Linked DNA regions of Homo sapiens: region 2 is linked to region 1. A link is a contact called in ENCODE Hi-C data. All regions are on one chromosome and are shown on one strand. Each heading gives the region's core, a stretch centred on a gene start or an enhancer-like site at or near the end of the contact. The rest is flanking DNA. Distances are from core to core; before and after follow the strand shown. Region 1 holds the start of ZNF503-AS2 (ZNF503 antisense RNA 2). Region 2 overlaps LRMDA (leucine rich melanocyte differentiation associated).

Region 1 (5,295 bases), core at 1,901-4,400:
TAATAAGCTGCTGGAATTAGAGGAGAGGGGGAAGAGCTGAGTCTGGAGGCTGGGGAGGGACGCCCTTGGCTGCGTCCCCCCCGGCCCTGTCGCAGGCCCCAGAATTTCAGTGCCCGGGCCTCGCGGGGAGGCCGCGGCGATAGCGGCCCAAAGGTGGGCTCGCGGCGTTAGGAGCACTACCATTGGTTGGGTCGACACCTAGACGGCCGCGCACTCAGTAACCAGGCACACATGGACACACCCGAAGGATAAGAGTGCTTCACAGACGCGCTGCCCCGCAGAGACAGCGTAGGACTGTCCCGCCCTCCGAAACGCGCACCTGGGACTTGCTCCCCGGAGACCAGACAACCGCCTCCCTCAGCGTGGGGCCTCGCCACCCGCTCGCCGACTCACCTCCCTCAGATGTCGCACGGACACTACAAACCCCCTTGAATGCAGGTGTGCTCTTACACGCTCACACTGACAAACACCAGCCCCAAGCACACACCGCCTCACTCCCCTCTTCTCTCCAAATGAGCTTCAGTCAAGTTACCATTTCATAAAGTTTACCAACCCAAAGAATCAAGGGATAAAATCCAAACGCAGAAAAAGAATGCCTAGGAGCAAATTCTAAAACTCACCCCGGAAAGTTCTCGGTACCCGTGCGGAGTGGGAGACAGAGAAAGAAGCCGGGGAGGGGAGTCAGGTGGGGGAGGGGAGTGAGATGGGCCAAGAGGAGAGGGCGAGCATACCAAGGGCAGTTCCAGACCCGACCCCCGCGCGCACCCGGCTCAGCCCCAGGTGCGCGCCGGTCGAAACCGGGTCTCCAGGCTCGGCCCCCGCCCCCCACGCGGGCACAGACTGGCTCCCGACTCCCAGAGCTCCCAGCCCCACCATTTATCAAAAGGACTTGACAACAAAAGAAGAGCCGGGGCGGAAAAGCGGAGGAGGGGAGATTCAAAGTCTTCTAAGTCGTTCCGAGGAAGGGGGTGTGTCCTCCTCCCCACCCCCTCTAATTTCTGCGAGTTCCTGGAGGAGACCCTCGAACCCGCTCCGGACGCTATCAGAGCCCCGATAACTCACGCAGCGCCACAGGCATGCATACACACTGGGCATCCAGGTCCAGGTACCCGGTGGCACGCACAGCGCCTCCCCTTTTCTTCCCAAACAACCCGAGTGACGGTGCAAATCGAGGGGAACGCGGCAGTCCCGCTCCGCTTCCCTGGAAGAACCCGCGTTCCCACAGGCAGCCGCCCCCTCCCTCTCTCGCTCCTTCCCTCGGCTCTCCTAGCGCAGCTCATTCCGACTCGGCGTTCCAATAAATTCGAGAGAGCAGCCCCGAGTTACCCTGGCTCCCCAGCCTGCGGGGATGGCGGCAGGTGGGAGAAGGTCGGGGAGGGGGCATGAGTGAGCCTGAGATGTTTCTTCCCCCATACACCCATGGCCAGGCCTCTTCTTCGCAGCCTCTTAGCCCTGCTTACGACCCGAGGGGGTCAAAGAATTGAGGCGAGGTTTGCCCCACCATTGACCTCCAGGACTAGAAGTTCCTTGGTGGTGTGGCTCTTAGAAGTCTCCGAGTTTGGGGTTAGGGAACTACAGAGGGTGGCAGCCTGACCTCCGCACGCAACACGCCCCGCGAGGACTCGCGGCGGCGGGGTGGGGTGGCGGGAAATCTCCCGTGTTAGAAGTTGCCGCCGCTGGTCTCGGGTACCCGGAGCCGCGCCCGAACTCCGCGACCCCAACAGACCGAGGCTCCCAGAGGTGGAAGGGCGTCTCTCCGACACCGAGAGGGCAGGCGCACACTCCAGGCCTGCGCGCCCCTCTCGGCGCCCTGGGCGCACCTGCGCACTTTACTCTCGCTATTCATTTTCCTGACACCGTGCGCCTCTTTCATTCTTTTTCTTAGAGCCCCCACCCCACCCCCATCCCAGGAGGCCGCTCCTCTTTTCCCCTCCTCCAGTTCCCTCTCAATCTCCTCCTTCCTCTCCGTCTCTCTCTCCCTCTCTCTTTTTCCCTTCAAGTCGCACCCGCCTTGTAATCAGCAACAAAAGCTGACATAAATCACGGGAGGATTGACAAGAGCTGACAAATAACTGATTGATTGCGGTCGAGGAACATTGACAATTGATGGAGGGGTGGAGATGCCCAAAGAAGGGGGGGAGGGAGGAAAACAGGGTGGGAGAGTAAGAATGGGGGGTTGGGGGACAGACTGAGGGTGAAACAGAGGAAACATGTGACCCCCGCTGCTGCCCCAATCTACGCGTCCCCGGGCGTCACGTGGCCGGGAAGGGCGGAGAGCCCAGCGCTCCTCGCGGTGTTGAGCCGCCGCCGCTGCGACTGCCCATCTAGCTTCTGGTTTCTCCGCCGCGGAATCTGAGGAAATTAGAGCGGGCGGGCGGGCTTCTTCCAGCTCCGGCTCCCCACCTTGCCTTCTTACCCTGGTGGCTGCGCTGCGCCGCGCGGGATCTCGATTACTGCGAAGGAAAAAACACTGGGTGTGCAGGTTCCCTTCGCCCCTGGAGTTGACAGTCCGGCCGGTGTCCACACTCCCACCGGTGCTCCTTCTGGACACCCCCCGCAGTCTGTTCCTCACGCGCACCCCCCTTCAAAAGAAGGTTTCAGTTTATTTTCGAGCTGGGGAAAGGAAGAACGACGAGGAGGAAAAAAGAGGGAGGCGGCGGATGGCAAACGTAGAATAAATGTCCATCTCGTCCTCCCAGCGAAATCGAGGGAGGGGACACACAGGGGGGCGGCGAAGAGGGAGCTGCCCATTAAAACCGGCACTGAGAGTCCTGGCAGCGGCGGCGGCGGCGGCGCGGGACGCGTCACATCCCCTTGACCCTCCAATCACCTCGGGCTCCCATTTGATTGGAAGGCGGCAAAGGCTTTAATCTCCCCCTTGGTGCAGCTGCTTTTGAAGTGAGTTTCCTCGCCAGAGCCCCGGCTGGACACGCAGCGGCTCGCATCGCAGAGCGCAGCGCCGGCGCGGGGCCGCGAGAACGCAGCGCAGGGGAGCAGCCCGAGGCGGACACCGCGAGCCGCCCGGCACTCCCGCAGTCCAGCCGGCTCCTCTAGCCCGGCCACGGCTCCGCTGCGGGCCACCCAGGATTACTCGCGTCTGGCTCCAGGCGCCGAGAAGGCGCGCTGGGCGCCCGTGGCCGCCGCGCCAGCTCCTCCTCCTCCCGCTGCTCCTGCTCCCGGGGCGAGCGCGCAGCCCCGAGCCCGCCCCGCGCCTCCCGGAGCCCTCCCCCCCGCTGCTCCCATGCGCGCGGGTGGGTCATGAGCACAGCGCCCTCGCTTTCTGCCCTAAGAAGCAGTAAGCACAGCGGCGGCGGCGGCGGCGGAGGCGGAGGCGGCGGTGCAGACCCTGCCTGGACCAGCGCGCTCTCTGGAAATAGCTCCGGCCCCGGCCCAGGCTCGTCCCCGGCCGGCAGCACCAAGCCTTTTGTGCACGCCGTGCCCCCCTCTGACCCCCTGCGCCAGGCCAACCGCCTGCCAATCAAGGTGCTGAAGATGCTGACGGCACGAACTGGCCACATTTTGCACCCCGAGTACCTGCAGCCCCTGCCTTCCACGCCGGTCAGCCCCATCGAGGTAAGGACCCTCTCTCTGGATCGCACTGGGACCACTACCCTGGCTGCCACCCTAGGGCTTTCTTTTTCTCGGGATCTGGGCGGAGGTGGGGGGGTCGGAGTGATTCAGCTCCCGAATGGGGGAAGAGGCTACTGCTTCCGTACCTCAAAACTAGGGCGGAAAAGGGGGAGGAAGTGGAATGGGGCGTGCATGCTAGGGAGCAAGGCTGCCAATACTTGTTTCTCCTTTCGATATGAAAGCCCCTACCCCGACCCAGGCCCCTTCACTCGGCACCGAAGGCAGGCGGAGGTCTGAAATACGGTTCCAAAGTCGCCGTCCTTCGTATCCGCAGAAGCCAGTGTGTGCACACAGCCTCTGAGGCGCCAGCCGCCCGAGCCCTTACTCTGAAGAATTAAGGAGTGTTTGTGGGGAGGGGGTACAGTTCTGGGTCTAGGAACCGAAAACCAAAACATTTTGCTCTTTAAAAATCTAGTTAGCGCTCAGAGAGGGCAGGAAAGATGCTGCTGGGGGTGGTGGTTGGGCGGGGGGAGCAATCTGCTGCCTTTCCCAACGGCGAGAATGTTTGTGAGTGGGTGTTGAAGAGGGGGTGCCGCCTAGAATTGCGCCTTGGGGCTGGGAGGATCTTCGTGGGCTGTTGCGGAGAGGCATTTGAACCCCAGAAGCCAGGATTCTAAAGGGTTTCCACTTCTTTCTCTGTGTGACGCTCCCCCCCCATCGTCTGACCCCGCAGCTCGATGCCAAGAAGAGCCCGCTGGCGCTGTTGGCGCAAACATGTTCGCAGATCGGGAAGCCCGACCCCTCGCCCTCCTCCAAACTCTCCTCGGTTGCCTCCAACGGGGGCGGCGCGGGCGGTGCCGGCGGCGGTGCTGCGGGCGACAAGGACACCAAATCGGGCCCCCTGAAGCTGAGCGACATCGGCGTGGAGGACAAGTCGAGTTTCAAGCCGTACTCCAAACCCGGCTCGGATAAGAAGGAGCCGGGAGGCGGCGGTGGAGGCGGTGGCGGTGGCGGGGGCGGCGGCGGGGGTGTTTCGTCGGAGAAGTCGGGATTCCGGGTACCGAGCGCCACCTGCCAGCCATTCACGCCCAGGACAGGCAGCCCGAGCTCCAGCGCCTCGGCCTGCTCGCCGGGAGGTATGCTGTCCTCGGCCGGGGGTGCCCCGGAGGGCAAGGACGACAAGAAAGACACCGACGTGGGCGGCGGTGGCAAGGGCACCGGGGGCGCCTCGGCCGAAGGGGGACCCACGGGGCTGGCACACGGCCGGATTAGCTGCGGCGGCGGGATTAATGTGGATGTGAACCAGCATCCGGATGGGGGCCCGGGAGGCAAGGCTCTGGGCTCGGACTGCGGCGGTTCATCGGGCTCCAGCTCCGGCTCCGGCCCCAGCGCGCCCACCTCCTCCTCAGTGTTGGGCTCTGGGCTGGTGGCTCCCGTGTCACCCTACAAGCCGGGCCAGACAGTGTTCCCTCTGCCTCCCGCGGGTATGACCTACCCAGGCAGCCTGGCCGGGGCCTACGCCGGCTACCCGCCCCAGTTCCTGCCACACGGCGTGGCACTTGACCCCACCAAGCCGGGCAGCCTGGTGGGGGCGCAGCTGGCGGCGGCCGCGGCCGGGTCTCTGGGCTGCAGTAAGCCGGCCGGCTCCAGCCCTTTGGCCGGAGCGTCTCCGCCGTCCGTGATGACAGCCAGTTTGTGCCGGGACCCTTACTGCCTCAGCTACCA
Region 2 (5,295 bases), core at 2,020-4,519, 1.0 Mb before region 1:
CTGAGTATTTCTGAGCAAAAGACTGATATTGTCAGGCAGTAATCTAGCTGCTCTAGGATACAGCTGTCTAATATTAGGTAACAAATTACCACAAATCTAACAGCTTAAAATAATACATATTTGTTGTCTCACACTTTCTGTGGGTCAGGAATCTGGATACAGCTTAGCTGTGTCCTCTGTTTTAGGCATCTCACAAGACTGTTATCAAGGTACAGACCAGGGCTGGGGTCTCATCTGAGGCTTAACTGGGGAAGCTTCCAAGCTCAAAAGATTGTTGACAGGATTCAGTTTCTTGTGGGGTCTTGGGTAGAGGGCCATAGTTCCTTACTGGCTGTTGGCCAGAGGCCACCCTCTGCTGCTGCCGTGTGGGCCTCTCCAACATAGCTTCTTACTTCATCAAGATCAGCAGGAAAAAAGTTTTCTACTAAGGCAGAAGTCACAATCCTATGTCACTTAATCATGAAAGTGACATCCCATTACTTTTTTCGATAATCTGCTGGTTACAAGCAAATCACAGGTCCCATCCACACATAAGGGGAGGAGATCTCACAAGGGTATGAACACCAGATAACAGATATTATAAGGACCATCTTAGAAGCTGCTGCCACATCATGGTAGGATGACTGGATTGGTGGAAAGACTAAATTACACAGGCCATGAAGGAAATGATTAGACTCAATGAAAAAGCACTAACTTTAGGAAGAACAGATATTTTCAAGTGGTATAATTCACAGGACTTGGCAACTAGTTCTATGTGGGAAGTAAAGACAAGGGAGAAAATAAAAGTTCCAAGGTTTTGAACTCTAGTAACTGGAACTACAGGAGCAGTTAAGAGAAAGAGAGAACAGAGGAGAGGCTGGTTGCCATTGTTTTGGGGGGAAAAAGAGAACGTACTGAATTCGAGATCCTAGAATACTATTCAAGGTGACCATATACTTAGCAATGCTAAATTTCAGGAATGCTATGAAGGCTGGAAATCTATATTTGAGAGACATCTGTACACAAATGACAGCTCATGGCATGTGATTGGATAAAGAAAATGGAGCTATCTCCAGTGATTTTATAGCTTGGAATGAGGATGCCCTGGCAACTCTCTTCTTGTGGGAATTCTAGCCTGACTTTTAGGTTAAAGTTATTCAGAAGGGCCGGAAGAGGACCTTCAAGTCAAAACAAAAACTTTAGTATGTCTGCGAGTCTGCCAAGAGCCAACTACTTCGAAAACTGATCCCACCAGGATTTTTCCAGAGACAGAGAGGTCTAGATGCAGGCAAAGGCCCCTCAAAAACACAAGCACATACACTGACATGTAAATAATAATAACAATATTATATTGTTTCTTAGTATTTTCAAATCAACTTTATTAGAAATTAAACCTTGGGATCACCTTTATTTCATTTTGCAGATGAGAAAACTGAGCCTTGCTCTAAATCACACAGACAACATCTATGACCAGAATTAGTGATGATCACTTTCTTCCATGATACAAAATTTTAGACCTGGAATCTGAATCTAAGATGCATTCTCCTAGATTTTCATGCACAAAGTCAAGGACCTACTTTATTAACATAAACACAAATGAGCACACATTTCCCAAAGCTATCAGAGGTTAATTAAATTTGGAAGCCCCAAAGACCCAAATTTTCCAAGTGAAGAAATGATCTTGGAATACTGCATCAAGTGGGAATAAGGAACTCCTGGCCTCCCAAGAGAAACCATCCTTTTCTGAGAAACTCATGGAAAAGGTTAAGGAAACTCAGCTGGCTTCCCAGTTGTTATCTGGTACGAAACTCAGCAAACTTTCAAGCCAGACCAAAAACCCAAGGCATTCCCTGTTGCCAATCCATATCATAATCAATGTTGATTGAATGTCTGAATGTAATTTGAATGAAAAGCATTTCAAAGCACAGAGGTTCTGTTCCCAATAAGTTTAGTCTATATAATCAAATGCATTCTTTCTGGCCCAATCAGCAGAGGCTTGGCAGAATAAAGGACTTTGGTATGAGCAAAAAAATCCAAGCTTAAATCTTACAATTGCCCCTTTGAGGGTCGTTGACTAGGCAAGTTTTACAGTGGTGTACTGAAATGAATACTGCCTCTATGCAAAGCAACAGGAGGTCACATTATAATTAGAATGCAATCAGTGGAATTGGTTATGGCTTGGTTTTCTTCCTGAAATGACAATCTATGCCACATCTGCCATTACATTAATATTTTCTGCATTACTAGAAGAACAGAGGGAGGGAGCTGGGGGGAGGGGGACGTCAGTGTCTTTCCACTGAGCAGCTGATAGAGTTGTCTTTAGCTAGAAGTCCGCATGAGCTAATCAAGGCCCAAACAGTTCACCTTTAAAATACCCAAACCATCTGGCAGGCTGTCCCATGATAAATCTCAATGATAAATGTCTCCGTTTTGATGTTACAAAGGAGCCGCAGACCTGCTCGGTTCTGGCACAGCTGAAAACATACTGGCAACAGTAGAATAGAACTCAGATGTCCCAAAATAGAGAAGTAAATCATTTTGACCTGCAGGGCATAATATATTTAGAGAAAGCCTGATTGTAATAAAAGGGTTGGACTCATCACAGTTTGTGCTCTAGGAGTGGCAATATATTTTTTGGTAATACTTTTCGGTTAGTGAAAACTCCAGCATGTACAATTTAAAAGCACTCATTCTTTTTCTGTTGTTCACCCCCTTGTTTTTGTGAGTCTTCAGGCATTTCCCTATGCCCCTTGTGAACTACAGCAGTCCCCTCTCTCCGGTTCTCCGACATCCTGCAGGGGAACTGTTGAGGCGAGCATGCCTTCAAAATGATTAATCTGCTCGCCTTTCAGAGGTCTGTTTTGCTGGGCCCATGGCCACTGCCAAGAAAGGACACACTGTGACCACCAGCACCAGGAAGCGAAGGCACAGCCTCCAAACTCAAGGTTAGCCCAGACCTGGTGCCGAGAGGGAATCGTAAAATAAATTATGCCGTGTGGTTTTGGAAGGGAGACTTTTATGTCCAGCCAAGCTTCAGAAACAAATTATGAAGTGGTCAGTTGGCCTTATTTATTTCATCTTTTTCCCCCACAAAGTTAGGAAATTAATTAAACAGGGATATGGAGTGTTAAGGGCAAAGTACGAAAGCTTCCCAATGCTAGTGGCCCCTGCCCCCTTCCCTGGCTGGCCTGAAGCTCAGAGTGAAGGAAGTCAGCCTACCACAGGCATGGCCAATAAAAACAGGGCCTCATCAGTTCCAAGGCTCCTGGGGAGCCGCCTGGGACCTTGTGACAACTGAGCAAAGCCCGGCCTCCTTCTCCACCCTGGTCTGGTTGGTAGCAATGGCTTGACCGATTCCCTCCACAGCTGCTGGGGTCACTTTCTGCTAACTAATGGGAAAGACAGACTTCCCATCTGCCCCCTGACAAATGGTTTAATAAAATGATTTTGCTCACACACCGAAAAGAGAAGCCAGAAACCAGCAAGGGAGGGGACGTGTCTCTAAGAAAAGGGGTTTCAATCTCATCCTTTTCATCTCCAGACAAGTTGAGGGAAAAGAGGGAAGGCAATTTCTCTGGGTGAGTAGAGTTGCGTGGCGTGGCAGAGGCTGTTTCAAAACTTCTGGGGGCCTGCAGCAATGAGAATGTGATTCCTCAGACTCTCAGGAAAATAAGTGCAAGTAAATTTGAGGTAACTATTTTCAATAAAACTTGAAAATATATATATGTATACTGACAGTCCATTTGGAGAGGAAAAGACACAATAATTCATTGGCTGTTGGCAACTCCATTGGAGACAAGTTACCCCATACCTTCCTTCTTGTCTGCCCTGGGCCAAACAACACATATCTAGTTATTTGACTATCTTCCCATAAGTCAGTTCTAGTGGTGCGGAGAGGAGACACCCACTGGATCATCGGCATCACCGGCTCTTTAATCATTTCTCTGGCTCTCACCTGAGTCCTTTCCAGGTCACTGACATCTTGGCTGATTCAGAAATGTGTAGAAAAGAGCAAGGTATTTCAGCTGACATTCCTGCAGGTTCACTGGGGAAGTAGAAAAGAAACAGTGGAAAGGGGCCCCTCTCTCTACTGGGTAAGAGAGTGCACGTGAGTGGCTATAGCTGAAAGAATCGCATCGTCACTTTCTTTCTGCACCATATGGTCTCTCCCTCTCATATCTGATTTATGACTCCCGATCACCACAGATCCTTTGGCTAGGCCACTTTCCACATGTCAACCTACTGTTGAATATTTGGATGCCAACATTTCCCCCAGGGAAAAGAAGAGACAAAGAATAATGATGTCTTTTCTTCTGTCCCCCACTGCCTCCCTACCATGTAGCGTTTCTAGTTTCTAGTTTGTATCATCTGACACAGGAAACCCAGGCTCTTTCTCTAGCCCTTCAAACGTGGCAGCTTCCAGCCATCATCTTCAATCAAAACATGCCCATAGGTTCAGGGGGAAAAACCACAGCCCATGGTAGGATGCTAAAGCCCTTAACTAACTCATCAATTCCAATCTACTAATTGGATTCCAATCTTCTCTTTTCACAAGGAACTTTTTGTATCAGGCAGCCCCAGAAAATAAATAAAATAAAATAAAGCAAAACAAAATGTCATCAGCACTATTGTATAGTACTATCTCTTACAGTTATGCAGTTTATATTCTATTCTCGCCAATTCAATTCAATTCATCGTGTTTTCACACTGTTTTAGAAATACAATTATTTCTTGATTGCCAGTAAGTGTTGAAAAATATCCATTCATTTGATAAATAATTATTGACTACCAGGTACTACCCTAGATTTAGAGCTACAAAGAGAGTTCTCAAATAATTTGACAGTCTGGCTAGAGTCATCTAATGTAAGTCTTAGATTAAGGAAAACTAATATGGGAATCTGAATACACAACAGAGAAAAGAAAAAGAACACATAAGCAAAATAACACAAATGGCTCTAATTCATGTGGTGTGGAGGCAATGCACTTTTGGGAATGGGTTCAAATGTGCTCATCAGTGACTACTGTCAGTGTTATGAGGTGACAATGTTTGTGGCATACAAGTGAAGCCAAGCTGCCCTCTGATGAGCCAAGTCTGCGTTTCATTTCCATCCAGATCCCCCATGTTGTATGGGCTGAGGGGCAATGACTACAATTGTCTGCTAAACAAACTACAGAGGAGAACCAGCTGAGATTGTTGGGCTATGAATCCAAAGATGCATATTATATAGAAAATATAATAATGAGGCAATTATGAGAGTCAGCCAAGGATACAATGGGGTGGAGTCATTGAGCAAAAGCTCTGAAAAGTTTGGAGCT

What was found. Hi-C counts contacts between places; a loop is a spot of excess contacts on that map. Pooled maps may share reads with other maps.
Region 2: a loop to region 1 is called in a map of ascending aorta, with 2.3 times the contacts of the local background. The contact joins the enhancer-like site here to the promoter of ZNF503-AS2 in region 1. A Hi-C loop is called at or near these places in 2 of 168 maps with a recorded cell type or tissue (aorta and ascending aorta) and 8 of 50 pooled maps.

Annotation. Positions count from the first base shown.
Region 1 is chr10:75,399,383-75,404,677 of GRCh38, reverse strand. It overlaps ZNF503-AS2 (ZNF503 antisense RNA 2), which reads right to left and starts at 3,150. Exons shown (of 2, transcript NR_024421.1): 1 at 2,417-3,150. It overlaps ZNF503 (zinc finger protein 503), which reads left to right and starts at 2,914. Exons shown (of 2, transcript NM_032772.6): 1 at 2,914-3,573; 2 at 4,304-5,295. The coding sequence starts at 3,259. RefSeq lists an enhancer at 3,412-3,912.
Region 2 is chr10:76,395,230-76,400,524 of GRCh38, reverse strand. The region is part of intron 6 of LRMDA (leucine rich melanocyte differentiation associated); the gene reads right to left. Among named protein-coding and RNA genes, the nearest start is that of KCNMA1-AS1, 490 kb to the left of the region's middle. RefSeq lists an enhancer at 1,531-3,766. Within about 2 kb of position 3,269, at least 10 of the 41 ENCODE cell types and tissues checked have a DNase peak (open chromatin) inside an H3K27ac peak, as active enhancers do; they include ascending aorta, where a contact is called at or near this core.